2 separate regions of the Homo sapiens genome follow, and region 1 is linked to region 2. The links are chromatin loops, found by intact Hi-C in ENCODE. Cell type or tissue: GM12878. All regions are shown on one strand.

Region 1 (2,500 bases), 75 kb before region 2:
CTTTTTGCTTTATACTAATCTCTCAAAAATGTCTCCTTAGATTCAACAATCTCTTTACGGAGATAGCTCAAAAATCACTATTTCACAATCCTCTCTAAACTATTAAGTGGTTAGTTTTATATTGTACTGATTCTCACAGTATTATCATCAGACCTTGTATAGCCTTTGAGGAGTGAGAATGAAGAAAAAAAAAAGCCTCAAAAGAATATCAGTGGGTAATCTCATGGGGAAACACACTGAAACAATAATGACAAAGCAGTATATATAATATCATCCTGGTAAAACAATATCTATGAGAGAGATATGCCTCTAGAAAAGTGCTTAGGACATATTTGGATATTCACCAGCTCCTAAAATCTGAGATGTAAAAAATTAATGTCATCAGGATGTTTAAAAATTATTTTATTTCTCTTTTTCTCCTTTCCTGTCAATGATTCTTCAGATTTCCCAGACTTAAAATCCTGAAGTTACTCCTGATCACTTTCCATGTTGCCTGAAATTTCAATCATCATGAATTCCTCATGATTCTTTTTTGGTTTCTTATATACCATTTCCAGTCCCTACCCTTAACATATACAGAATATGCTGAAGCTTTCTACCTATTTTTTTCTGCTCAGACTGTCCTATTCTTCTATACATTTAAGTTGTCTCCAAACACTGATTTTACTCTCAAATGTATGTATATAAAATATAGTCTGCTCAAAGGACGGTTTAACTACTGTCCCAGCACTTTGGAAGGCCGAGGCGGGCAGATCACGAGGTCGGGAGTTCAAGACCAGCCTGGCCAACATGGTGAAACCCCATCTCTACTAAAAACACAAAAATTAGCTGGGTGTGGTGGCGGGTGCCTGTAATCCTAGCTACTTGGGAGGCTGAGGCAGGAGAGTCACGTGAAACCAGAAGGCGGAGGTTGCAGTGAGCCAAGACTGCGCCACTGCATTCCAGCCTGGGTGAAAGAGCGAAACTCCGTCTCAATAATAATAATGCTAATAATGAAATATTTTAAAGTTTAAAAAGGAGGTATAGGTTTTATAGTAAAAATAGAATTTAATTAATAAAGGATAAAAAGATTCACATACAGCAATATAACAGAAATGGAAAATAAATCCAAGAAGGAGGCACATTCTACAAGGCAAAACTTATATTATGCATTTACTAAAGAAAAGCAGAGAAGGAAAACCAGAAAGTAGAAGGATTTATGCTTGCTGCAATGAGTGACATAGCTGCTGTTATTATCGAGGCCCAGGATGAAATATAAAAGTAATCAGGAAAGTATACTCACATAAGTTAGAGGAAAAAGCAACATTGGGCCTAATTTAGGAAGAAATATCAGTAGAGATAAAACCAAGTAATTTGAATGTTGTCTAAATAGCATTCTATAGAGAGTGAATTTCTGACCGGGCCTACCTAGGCAACAAAGTAAGTTGCCAGCGTTAAACATACAACACATCAGTCATTCTACCACTGGAGGGAGTCTGGTCACATATCCTTTGATGTAACTTGCTCTAGTAACTTCCTGGTCTTCCCTGGGAATGAATTAGAACCCTACCAAGAATATGAATTGGTTTAATACAATCTGATGGTTTCCAAATTTTTTGTTTCTTTTAGTTTTTATTTTATTTTTGTTTTGTTTCATACTCACTAATATCTCTATAGTCATATTTGGGCCAAAGAAATTAATCTACATGCTACGTGTCCTAGTACATGTCTATCCTTGGAAAAAGTTAATAAAGAAAAACATTGTAAATTAAGAACAGAGAAGGGCTCTAAGGCAAATACCTAAACAAAGCAACCATCAAGGTTACAAGCCACATGAAAAATAGCAAATGACAGATTTGAACTAGAAACTGAAAACAATTTTTAGGGCTAAGGTGATAAAGATATTACTGATAGGATGGTAAAAGAGAAGTAAAAGATAAGAGTACTATAATTGTGATTTCAAAATTTACTATTCTTTAAAATTCAGAATTTACAGATTATAGTAATTACTCATGAAGTTGAAGTGATTTCCTATAACATGTAACTGAAATTAAGAAAAACGACAAGGACCTAGACACTGGCAAAAAAGAAATTTTAAAAAGCAGTGGTTCAATTCAAGAAGTTACGTGGACAATATTCCATTCAGAATAATAATTATTACTGTCTATTTTGTATTAATATCAACACTGGTAAATTCTATGAAAGTAATGCTTTACTTATTTAAACAATCCTACAGGATTGGTATTATACCCACTTTACATAAGAAAGCTTGAGGCTAAAACAAGTTAAGTAATTTAAGGTTACACGGCTTTCAAGAGCCAATATTCTAACAGGGGTGGTCTGATCTAAAATGGTATTATCACTATGCTACACTGCATGTCACTGAGACTGAGTAATGACTACCTTACATTCTTGTAATAAAGACTATTAAAGTTAACAGTTATGGGTACTCCTCTTAGATGTCTGCTTCAGAAAATGCCATTACGGATTATCTAACATCACTGTGCTATTAAGCATTTGT
Region 2 (2,500 bases):
AATTTTTATTTTTATCAAAACCATACAGGTATGGTATTTGAAAAGTACTAAGTAGCTTACACTAAAAAAGAACAGTTGCCCCCATATCCCCAGCAACATTAAATCTACTCTTTCAAGCAACTACTTTCAAATATCTGTTTCTTCTAGTATCTATCTCCATGTTTCTATATAACTTTATATTTAATGTTATTTAACTATGTCAATATGATTCACCGCTGGGCTAAGTCATGGTCTATAATTTTACTTTCTTTCTTGAATGTGTATTTTTTTTTTTGTTTTTCCTAAAGTTATTACGTCTTTTTAAAGAACTGGTTTTCTCTGTATTTACACCTACGTCTTTCTACATTCTATAGCTGCCAGCATTTCAATAGAATTGTCCACAAATATAACCTGTCAGATAATTTCTCATTTCCATTCTTTTTTCTTGAGACTTTCCTCCTAGAGTCAATTTAGGCCTCCTATTTTAAATTTTAAATGGATTCCTAAAAGTCACATTGATCCACTATCTAGGACCCATGGTTTTTTCTTTTTTTAATGGCCTGATTTCAAGATCAATTCCAAAGGATCCCTGAAAAAAACAATTATTCCATTTATGGTTTAGAGGTAGCCTAAAATAGAATATTGAACCAATTTACATATTACTCTTAATGGTGGCAACTGATATGTTCTCACAAATGGCAAAATCAAAACAACCTAATAGAACAACCTAAAAATGGTGATGAGCTCTCCTAATAAGAAAGCCAAAGGCCGAGATGTGAAAATGGAGAAGGCTTAAAAATTTGTGTTTTCCCCTCAAGTTCCATTGAGTTATCTGACAGTTGATTGTCATCTGATTTTGTCAATTCACTATAATTGAACAACATGTACAAGCAACAAGGAAAAATCAATTCGGTGACCATGAGAAAAAGAGAAATGAGTTGTAGACTCACTGGGAAAGTTTATAAAGCCTTCTCTGTAGGGTTTAGTTATTGCTTTTTGTTCTGAAACAGCAGCACTGAAGCACAAAAATGCAAGTAATTGGGGTCAATGTTCAGTCAGATCCCTCAAAAAAGGATCTCAAGCCAACCAGCATATGGTATGCAGTGTCCTCTGTTAGAATAAAACTTTGACTTCAAATAAACATGTGATGCCTCTAACTTTTCCACTGGGGAAAGTTAATGAGTTTTTTTTGACAAGTGTAGCAAAGATGTGATTTTCAGAAGTGAAAGTCTAAATACCTAAAACTCCTTGGGTAAAAAAAAAAAAATTATACTCTTGAAAGGAGACAAAATGCACATTAATTCAAATGCCTTTTTGTTTTTTTGTGTAAATCTCTTAGGGCCAATAGGGAAGAAACTGTGTCAAAATGGGCAGAAATGAGATTCCAGGATCTCACCAAGAGGAACACATAAATATTCAAGAATTGATTTCAATGTTTTGTGCAAAGGAGGTTGTAGGCTGCTGGACTGGGGATTAGGCTATTAGAACTTTGTCCAGATACTTATGGAGAAGTTCATCCTTTCTCACTGACCTAGGAAGAGACAAAAAATGGCAAAAGGGAGCACTGACTTTTCTGAGAAATGTTGACAACTGGCCTGAATGTCTGTTCCTCAGAGGTTGCCTGCTTGTTTTCTCAAGTCCAGTGTGCACTTGCAGACATAGCATGTTTAAAGGTATCACTTAACTTTCTAAGTGTCAGTTTCTTAAATGGAAAATAATAGCAGTACCTGTAAGAGCTGTTCTGAGAATTGAAACTTTACGTAAACAACAAATTGCATTCAGAAAGCTTTTGTAGAGTCTTGAAAATTCAGGCCACAAGCATATGAGTGTCTCCTATACTCCTGAAAGCAGCCCTCTATACTCCTGAAAACATGTCCCCAAGTTGATGTGAAAAAGTAAAAGCAGCCTTTATTGACTTCTGATCCTTCTAAATCTTCAGTTACCTCCCTCTTCTGCCATGGAACCCTTGGGCATTCCAGCCTTCATTGACTTCTCCCCCTTTAAATTTCTGCAGCTTTTAGTTTTACTCACTCAGGTACCCACACCTTACAGACTTTCGGCTATTTATATTTTTCTGGGTGGAAGTCTCTCCAATACGAAGTTGAAAATTCCTTAAGAACAAAGACAAGTTGTGGTTGTTTTTGTATCCTCTATGGTACTTAGCTAAATGTCATGCTCAGAGTATTTGTTCACCGCCTGTTGATTCTTGTTCAGTGGAACATCTCCTTCTATGTTGGTGTTTGTCAAACCTCACTGCACATTACATTCACCTGAGGTTATTTTGTAAGATACTGATGTCCAACCTCATCTCTCAAGATTCTAATTAAGTGGAACATGAATAAAACCTGGGCATTTATTTGTATGCCCAAAATGTTCCTTGGGTGATTCTAATAGACCACTGCCCCATGCCCTCTTTTAAGACAAGTTCTTCTGTAAAGCTGGGCAGAGAAATAAACATGGTGGGAAAGTTGAATAGGCTTCTCTTAGGTGCTAATTATTTGGAAATCTTAAAAGTTCCCTA

What was found. A loop is a pair of places that touch in the nucleus more often than their neighbours do. Peaks named below come from ENCODE experiments on the same cell type or tissue, not always from the same donor. Only the 100,000 strongest peaks of a DNase experiment are listed, where the experiment ranks them.
Region 1: a loop joins it to region 2, with 2.3 times the contacts of the local background. A loop is called at or near these places in 5 of 110 quality-filtered maps.

Annotation. Positions count from the first base shown.
Region 1 is chr10:59,180,834-59,183,333 of GRCh38, reverse strand. The region is part of intron 1 of PHYHIPL (phytanoyl-CoA 2-hydroxylase interacting protein like); the gene reads right to left. Among named protein-coding and RNA genes, the nearest start is that of PHYHIPL, 5.4 kb to the right of the region's middle. In GM12878, a CTCF peak has its summit at 1,465; a DNase peak (open chromatin) is centred at 1,473.
Region 2 is chr10:59,105,828-59,108,327 of GRCh38, reverse strand. No RefSeq gene overlaps it. Among named protein-coding and RNA genes, the nearest start is that of CCEPR, 69 kb to the left of the region's middle. In GM12878, no CTCF peak of the experiment used is centred here; DNase peaks (open chromatin) are centred at 1,067 and 1,597.